Regions from separate parts of the Homo sapiens genome. Here regions 1 and 2 are each linked to region 3. Evidence: chromatin contacts called from ENCODE Hi-C or POLR2A ChIA-PET data. All regions are on one chromosome and are shown on one strand. Each heading gives the region's core, a stretch centred on a gene start or an enhancer-like site at or near the end of the contact. The rest is flanking DNA. Distances are from core to core; before and after follow the strand shown. Region 1 holds the start of ARID3B (AT-rich interaction domain 3B). Region 2 holds the start of CSK (C-terminal Src kinase). Region 3 holds the start of UBE2Q2 (ubiquitin conjugating enzyme E2 Q2).

Region 1 (2,700 bases), core at 147-2,646, 1.3 Mb after region 3:
TCTTTAGTATCTTCAAAAATTCACGGAGAAGTAATCACATCTTCAGCAATAAAAACTGCTTGGATTTAAGATTTTTTCCAGGTTAGAGTAAAAAAGGGTACAATTTTTAAAGCTAGGCCAATTAGTAGAGATTAAAAATTCTCATTTTCTGTTTATCTTATAGCCCTGTTTGTGCCTTTTGTGTTCTGTGAAAGATTCGCATTCCAATTTGCCTCTTACTGCCTTTACTTCCTCTCTTGGCACTTCAGAAAGTGTGAGTTACGCTTGCAGCAATACTTTCATTCTGCTTTAGCTCTTCTTACAGTGTAAAAAAGCATGACAAGATTTACATCCACATTAAATTCAGTTGGCAAAAGTGTTCATTTAAAATGAAAACAATTTGGGTCAAAGAAAATTACAGAATAAAGCAAATAATTCGGTGTTCATTTTAAATGTCCTCATAGTCATTACAGTCAATCAATCACGATCGGAATAACTTCTCAACCAAGTCCTGCCAGTCACTGAACAACTGCTTCTTGTCTTGTGGCACCATCTTCTCTGAATGCTGTCCCCAGCAGAGGGGGAGGTGTCCCTCCCACAGCCTCTTATAGTAAGACTGAGATGACTCAGTTCTACAACTCAATACACACACCCTCCCCCAAAGAGCCCATTTTCCCGCAGTCCCTAAGCAGCCAGCGATCCAAACAATGCCACCTGCCTACATTTGGAGAACTTATGTCTCAAATCTAAACCTCTTCATCCCTTCACACGGGCCCCTCCCCCATTTCCCCTAAAGTTCCCGGACCACCAAGCCGGGTACAACGGACTACCTGCAGCTTTGAACCCGGCCTGCTGACCATTCCCCTGCTTTTGCTGCCGGATTCTTTTGGCCCCGGGCCCCTGTAAGCCCCACAGCCCACCTTCCCGGTCACCCCTGCACGCCTCCCCCCATTCTTTATTCACCTCCCCCCATTCAGCCCTATCATTTTTACCTCTACCAACCCTCCCAGCCAATCCGCTGGCTCTTCCGATGGCCCCCGCCCCACCTATCTGCGCGCCCACTCAGCTCCAGGGCCCCTCACCCTTCTCATCGCTTTATCTCAAACGCTTTATCTCAAATGCCCTAATGGGCACAGGGCGCTCGGGGCTCCCGCGGCGCTCTCACTTTCCTTCGCGGTCCCCGCGCCCCCGACTCGCGCATTCCCCTCTCTCTCTACACCTGCCTCGGCTCCTGGCCTCGGCCCCTCCACCTGTCGCAGCCTCCTCTCCCGCCATGCCTGAGGGAGCCCGGACCCGGGCCACTTACCTGTGCGGGGCACTCCGGGTTTTCGGGCGGCGGAGGAGGCGGCAGCTCAGGCCCCGGCGCGGCAGCTGCGTCTCGGACTCCTCCGCAGCCGGGGGCCACAGCCGGGGCGGGGCCCGCACCGGAAGCGGCGCCGCGGGGCTGGACCGCCAGCCAGGGGCGGGGGCGGGGGCGGGGCGGGGCCACAGGGGGCGGGGCGGGACCGAAGCCGGAAGCTGCTAGAAAGGGACCGGGGGGCGGGGTGGGACGAGGCGGAAGTGACTCCTACGGACCGCGCAGCCCGACTGAGTTGTGGGAGGAAGCGAATGGAAGCGGGCGGAAGCCTCGGCCAATGGCAAAGTGCGGACACAGAGGGGTTCCGGTGTGAGCACTTCCGCGGGGAGTTGAAAAGAGCTGGGCGGGAGATCGTGTTCTCCGAGCGTTTTCTATTGCGGAGGTTGGTGTGGCTTGGGCGGTTGGCTGGGAGGAAAGTAACTAAAGAGCAGAGGAGTGTAGGGTTTGCCGTCGCTTCGGTCCCCTCCTCAATCTCCTGCCTTCAAGCCGGTCTTCCTCAGAGGTTCTCGTGTTTAGATCAGCTTGTCTCTAAACTTCTCCGCTCCTTCCTGGGACAGAGACCTGGCTGTCCCGAGAATGTTGCGTCCCTTGAAACTTTCTCACATGAATTAGTATTCTCAGGTCTCAGTTTGCAGAGGTCGGGATTATGTGCCAGGTGCTGTCACCTCTTGTAAAAACACTTGCTTCTTCAGCCCTTCCCCTTAGACTCTGTCACCTACTTCACCCCGTTTGGAGATAATCTGCCGATCTGTGTATCCAGCTCCTTGTCTGTCTCCCGTCTGACCATCTTTGATAATTTCAGAGCCTATGTGGCCAACCCATTCAACATCGGGCCTCGTCTTTAGCGACCCTTATATCAGCCTCCCAATCCCAGTTAAAACCTGGACCTTGTCCCTCCAAACGCTATCGCGTCACGACTCAGTAATTTGAACAACCCTCTTTTCAACCACAGCCTGCTATTCTCTCAGCTTGACTACTTTTGAATTATAGGCCTGATGCAGTAGCTCACGCCTGTAATTTCAGCACTTTGGAAGGCTGAGGCAGGCGAATCTCTTGGGCCCAGTAGTTGGAGAGCAGCCTGGGCAACAAGGCGATACCCCATCTCTACAAAAAATACAAAGTTTAATGAGGCGTTTTGGCGCATGCCTGTGGTCCCATCTACTCGGAAGGCTGAGGTGGGAGATCACCTGAGCCCAGGAGAGGCGGAGGTTGCAGTGAGCCATGATTGTGCCACTGCACTCCAGCCTGGGTGACAGAGACACTGTTCCCCCCCCCCAAAAAAAATAGAATTACAGCATAACTGTTATTACTGTTATTTCACTTTTTTTTTTTAGAAGGAGTCTTGCTCTGTCGCCCAGGCTGGA
Region 2 (2,811 bases), core at 148-2,647, 1.1 Mb after region 3:
TTCCCGGGTGTACAAAATGGGCGGGGAAGTGAACTGGTAGTTAAGCTCCAAAAAATCTGCTGGCTGGACACACCCCTTCCTGACACCTGGTCTGGGCCACAAAGAGCCTAGGAGAATGGGCTGCCCAGGGTGCCAGAAGGTGGGGGCATGGTGCTAATGCTCCGTTACCTCCCCCCGGGCAGAAGGCCTGCCCAGTTTCCCACCCAAAGATCCCTTGGCTTAGGCCTGGTCTTCTGAGAGGCCAAGGGTGACAGGCTCAGTCCTAGGACCTGGGCTTCTAACTGCTCACCCGAGGTGGCTGGGCCCTGGGCTTGCTTGCAGCCCGCAGGGTCATGGTGGGGTAATGAGGGAGGGGTCAGAACCAAGCAAGCCAGGGCACCTGCGGGGAGGCCCTGTACAGGGAAGGGCAGGGGAGTCCAGCACTCTCTCTAGGGACCTGGCCCATACGGATCCTCTTCCTCCAGACTCCAGCCACCTCCTACTCTGAGCTCCACAGAGGGGGGGACTCGGGATGACCCGAGAAGACGAGTCCGTGGAGCTGCAGGGCAGTACCTCCCTCATGCACTCCCTTCCAATTTGGGTTCTGACAGTGGCTCCTGGGAGAATTCGAACCCGTGCAAGGGAGTAAAGGAGAGAAGGGAGAAGTGGGAGAAGAGGGGAATGGGAGTGGACGCGACAGTGGCAGCAACAGAGACTAGACGCGCGACCTCCACCCTCTTCCCTCCAGGGGACACTCCGGGACGGCCAGGCACTCACCTCTCTTGGGGCACTGCGGTCCGGGCCACCTCGCCGCGGGCGGCATCAGCGGCCTGCGGGACGGTCCATGCGGTCAGGGGGGAGGGGAGGGGCGCAGGGGTCCCCAGGGGGTGCGGTACAAAGAGGTATGGGTGCAAGGAGAGGGGAGGAGGGACCGCCAGGCAGAGGCAGGGGGACGGACGCACGGCCCGGGTCGCGGAGGGAAGAAAGGCGGGGGAAGGGGGCGGGAGGGAGTCGGGGGGAGGAAACAATGTAGCCGGCGCGGCCCCGGCAGAGTTCCGCTTCCGAGCGCCGCCACTGAGGTTCGATTTTGGAACGTCGCGCTGGCTGCCGGGGGCCGCCCCGGACGCTCGATCGGGGCCGCGGGGCTCCTCGCGCTCCACGCCCCGCGGGCTCCGGCGGCCAGAGGCTGGCTGGGGCGGGAGGGACGGCGGGCCGGGTTACGGCCCCGACGGCGGCGCAGCCGGGCGGTCGCCCGGCTCGGACCCCACCCCGGCAGAAGCCCCCGGGCAAGGCGCGGGTGGGGCAGGAGCGGGAGGGCGGCAGCGGGCTCGGCGGCGGCGGCGGCCAACCTCGGCTCGCCCAGGGCTCCGCTGGGAGGAAGCTCGCAGGCCTGGCGAGAGGAAGCGCGGCCCGGATCCTCCGCCCGCGGCAGCGCGCCTGCGCGAGGGGGCCTGCCCGGCGCGCGGCGGGGCGTGGGCCGGCGGGGCGGCGCCCCCTGCCGGGCGCCGGGGGCACTGCGGGGGGTGTGTCCGCGCCCACGCCCTGCCCCCACTTGCCGCCTGGCTGCGTTGAAGGCTCCGAGGGTCTCTCCTCAGCCGGCCTGGGAGCAACCTCCCAGCCTTCTCTGGACGCAGCTTTCCCGCTGCAGAAGCGCTGGGGGCCGGGCCTGGGCCCCTCTCCTCAGGTCTGTTTGTGGAGAGTGGGCCTGATTCGCAGCAGAAAGCCTTCATTCATTCATTCACCAACATTTCCTGGCGCTGACATCGTGGCGGAGCCTGCTCTGGAGTCTATTGGCAAGACCATTTCACTACCGTCAAGGCGTTCTCGGTCGGGTGGGGGTAGGCTGACAGGCCGACAGACAACGGCAAGGAAATAATTGATCAAAGTGGAGAGGTGGTGGACACGGTTCCCAGGAGGCAGAAAGAAAACTAGGGCTAACGGGGAGACCTCACACCTCACAGAGCCGGGACCAGGCAGAGGGAACAGCATGCACAAGGGCGGGGAGTGCGGAGGGAGCTTGGTGGCTTCTGGGATCTAAATATAGCTCAGGCGGCTGCCGCTTGCAGTGTGGGTGGGGGAGAGTGGTGGGAGATGGGTTCCTGCAAACAACAGGGGCAAAAGAGATCCAAAGAGCCTCATGGGACTTTCTTGGAGTTTATGTTCAGCCTGGAGGCAATAAAGAAGTTGTCAGCAGCTCTGTGACCTTGGGCAAGTTACTTAACCTCTCTGTGCTTTAGTTTCCCCATTTGGTAAAATAGGTGATATATAATGGCACCGACTTCTTAAGTTTTTGTGGGGAGGGGAGGAAATGAGTTAATACGTTTAAAGTGCTTAGTATGCAGTAGCTGGCACGTGAGGAGCCCTCCGTTAAGCAAGGGCTGTTACATCACTGTTAACGAAAAGCAGGGAGATGACCTGCTCTGAGCCACAGGAGAGGACAGCGTGCTCAGGCATGACAGGGGTGGGAGAGTGCAGGGTGGCGGGGGAACAGAATGGGGATGCAGTGATGAGGGTGAGACCGGGGAACAGAATGGGGATACAGTGATGAGGGCGAGACCAGAGACTCCAGCGTAGGGAGGAGGTAAAGGTGGGGGACTTTCTAGGGACTAGACCCTGAAGCAAGGGTCAGGCTTGGGTGGACAGAGGGAAGAGGCACTCTTGGGGTTGGGGGGGAGGAAGTGGGGCATGCTGACAAAGTCTTGGAACACAAAATAAGCATGAAGAGGCCCGAGGGAGCGAGAAGAGGGCAAACAGCCCTGTGGGAGACGGAGCTGGGAGACAGTGTGGCTGCAGATTGTTTTAAAGAGCCTCGGATGCCAGGAGGAGTTGCCC
Region 3 (2,961 bases), core at 462-2,961:
TTAGTTGCTTTGGCTTTCCTGATGATACCACAGGAGCTGTCACCTTATTGAACTCTTCCCCCAAGAAGACTGAGTTCTGAGAGCGAGGACGACTTCACTCAATTCTGCAACACTAGTGCCCAGAACACTCAGACGTATTCATTCAATAAATGAATTATCTCCTCAGTACAGCACTTGTCTTTTTTTTTTTGAAATTAACACACCTTCTGCCCAGATAGTCTGGTAACCATTTTAAGGTCAATTATAACATCAAGGTTTTTGCAAACGCCAGCCACCCTGCAGGCACTTGAGTACCCACTGACTCAACCAAAGGGAGTTAAAAACAAGACTTGGTTTTAGCCATGTTTGAAAAGGAGCCCGAAGCCACCACCTTGACGCCTATTATAACCAAGAGAATATTCTGCAGTTTGGACCAATATCCTACATCAATTTCACGACGAATAGCTTCACGATACACTTTTATGGAGAAACTTAATACTTCAATTCCTTTACCAAGCCTTGGGTTTCTAATGAGATTTCCGCTTAATGAGTGAGTTTTTAAAAGTGTCTTTTCGGCTTTGTGACATACGTGATCTTTCCGGGGAGCAGCCCTGGCGCGTATCTCCTTTCACCTATCCATTTTCGAGGCTTACACACAAGGGAGGGGCCACACGAATACACACTCAACACCACCTGCCGCAACGACGGTACTATGCTCCTTTCCAGAACACAGCAGCGCGCAGCCAGGCCCGGGGGAGAGGGGTCGCTCAAACAGCACCAGAGTCTGCATTCCAACTTTTCCTCCGTCAACGAGTCCATTCTCATTGTCAGTTTCTCCTTAAACGCAAACTTAAAAACAATTGGCTGAACAAGCGGGAAGAAGGAAAATCCGACTGAAAAATGAGGCGTTAAAACTTAAGGGCCGTTCCCCTTGCCGGCCTGGGCTCAAACAACAGCCGGAGCTGCGCCGCCCCGCCCCGCCCCGCCCCGGTCCCGGGAGCAGGCCGGCTGAGGGCGGCCATGGACCCCACAAGGGCTTGGGCCGCCGCGGACTCCCCCCTCGGGGCTAGGAGACGGGGACCGAGATGGGCCAGAAGCCCCCAAGCCAGCCCCTGGCGAGAAGCCGGAAAGACGCGCCCTCCGCCTCCTCCCACCCAAGCCTCGCGCAGTCCCAGCCCGGCCTGGGATGGGCAAGTCGCGGGGGAAAGGGGCGGGCCTGCCCCGCCCGGGGAGCCGGAGCCTCTCCGGGGCAGGCTCCCCTTTGTCCCGGGACTCGAAGCGCCCCCTCTCCGTCCTCGCCCTGCCCCGCGGGGCCGCGGCCGGGCGCCTCACCGTGATGTTGCAGTGGAGCGTGAGTGGCGGCGGCAGCGAGTGCGGGCTGCCCTGCTGCGGCACCAGGAACTGGCAGTGCAGCTCGTCCAGCTTCCAACTGACGATGCGGAATCGCTCGTGGTTCTTGTCGAAGATGGACGCCAGGAACTTCAGCTCGGCCTTGAGCCCTGACACGGACATCTTCCCCTCATCTCCGGCGGGAGGGGCGCGGAAGGGGAGCCGGGCGCGGAAGGGGAGCCGGGCCCGGAGCCGCCGTCACGGCCGCGACCGCCCCGCGGGGCCGGCCTGGGCCGCGCTCTCGCGGCTCCGCCTCGTCGAGCGCTGCTGGAAAATGGCGAGGGGCGCGGAAGCCTCGGCGTGTGGCGGCCTGGGTGGCGCTTCCTTTGTAACCGACTCCAGCGGCAGGAGGCGGCGGCCCCGCGGCTTAAAAGGGCAACAGCGACGCCGCCCCCGCTACCGCCTGGGAAAGGGCTGCCCCCACCCCGCCCCCGTCCCCCTCACCCTGGCGCGCCCTGCGCGCTCCGGTTTCAGCGCGTGCACGAGGCCAGAGCGCGCGCGCCCGGCCGCCCCCTCCTCGCCTTGACCCAGCTCCCTTGTTCCCGACCCATCTGCTCCGTTCTTCGCACCCGCGGACTGGAGGCTCGGGGCCAGCTGGCGCCCGGGCCCCAGAAGTCGGGGAGGAGCCGGAGACCCCCGCGCGCCCCCGCCCCCGGCCTGGAGCCGGACACGTGCGTGGCGGATCGCGCCGGCCACGTCGGCGCCGCTGCAGACTAGCGCCAGCCCCTGGGGGCGGCTCCTCAGCTTGGCGCTCGGCGCGGCACCCGCTAACCTCACTGGGGGGACCTCGTGGGAGACGCGGGTGCGGCTCACCCAGCGTTACCTCCGCTACTTTCACCCTAGTCCGAGCCACCGCTTCGCTAGCCTGGGTTCCTGTGAGGACCTTCTCACCAGCCTGGGTTCCTGTGAGGACCTTCTCACCGGACTCGCTGCTCCCGCCTTTGCTCTCAAACCATCCATTTACCCAAGACGATGGTTTAGCCCCTGGAGGCTGTTGCCTGGAGGTGTCCCATGATTTCATCCCTTCCCTTAGCTACCACCTGTGTTCACTCTGCCGTATATAGTCTCTCTCTCCCCCCTTTCCTTATTTTGCCTTGTTTCCCAAGCTTAAGATAACCCTCCCCACCCACACCCCCATGGAGCTAGGGCTGCCCACTATTTTCACTAAACTCATAGCTCAAATATCATCTCCGGCACCCCCCACCACAACCCATTTCAAATAGTCACCCTGTGTCACATCGTCCTGTGCTAAGTTTTTGTTGGGCACCTGTCACTATCTGATCTTTAACCCATTTATTCCTTGTCTCTGCCCCGTGTTAATGTGTTCAGAGCTGTATCCCCAGGACCTAGAACAAGACCTGTTATATAGTAGAAACCCGATATGATTGAATTGAATGCTCGCTCTTATCTGGAATCCCCACCACTAGCACAATTCCTGGCACATTGTAGGTGCTCAAAAAATGAATAAAGGTCTGGATAGCAGTCCAAAGGAATACATCCCAATTTGGCAGACAATAGTGTGTGCAATCGTAAGTGCAAGAGGCAGGACCAGCTGCATATGCGTCCAACCTATGTAGTTGCACAGTGCTCCCA

What was found. A loop is a pair of places that touch in the nucleus more often than their neighbours do. ChIA-PET counts read pairs that join two places held with the same protein, here RNA polymerase II (POLR2A). Pooled maps may share reads with other maps.
Region 1: a map of CD8-positive, alpha-beta T cell shows a loop between it and region 3 (20-fold over the local background). The contact joins the promoter of ARID3B here to the promoter of UBE2Q2 in region 3. A Hi-C loop is called at or near these places in 1 of 168 maps with a recorded cell type or tissue (CD8-positive, alpha-beta T cell) and 10 of 50 pooled maps. POLR2A ChIA-PET finds 5 or more read pairs at or near these places in 2 of 52 experiments (OCI-LY7 and naive thymus-derived CD4-positive, alpha-beta T cell).
Region 2: a map with no recorded cell type shows a loop between it and region 3 (3-fold over the local background). The contact joins the promoter of CSK here to the promoter of UBE2Q2 in region 3. A Hi-C loop is called at or near these places in 2 of 37 single-sample maps with no recorded cell type and 5 of 50 pooled maps.

The regions. Positions count from the first base shown.
Region 1 is chr15:74,539,916-74,542,615 of GRCh38, reverse strand. ARID3B (AT-rich interaction domain 3B) reads right to left here and starts at 1,396. Exons shown (of 9, transcript NM_006465.4): 1 at 1,286-1,396. It overlaps LOC124903528 (a long non-coding RNA gene), which reads left to right and starts at 1,528. Exons shown (of 2, transcript XR_007064719.1): 1 at 1,528-1,718. RefSeq lists enhancers at 401-460, 1,811-1,960, 1,535-2,076, 2,011-2,140 and silencers at 450-634, 1,151-1,510.
Region 2 is chr15:74,780,666-74,783,476 of GRCh38, reverse strand. It overlaps CSK (C-terminal Src kinase), which reads right to left and starts at 1,397. Exons shown (of 13, transcript NM_004383.3): 1 at 757-1,397. RefSeq lists enhancers at 120-695, 1,738-1,807, 1,828-1,947 and silencers at 928-1,187, 1,298-1,517.
Region 3 is chr15:75,842,197-75,845,157 of GRCh38, reverse strand. UBE2Q2 (ubiquitin conjugating enzyme E2 Q2) reads right to left here and starts at 1,711. Exons shown (of 13, transcript NM_173469.4): 1 at 1,312-1,711. The coding sequence starts at 1,491. RefSeq lists silencers at 901-1,300, 1,551-1,630, 1,771-1,910, 1,951-2,130 and an enhancer at 732-1,629.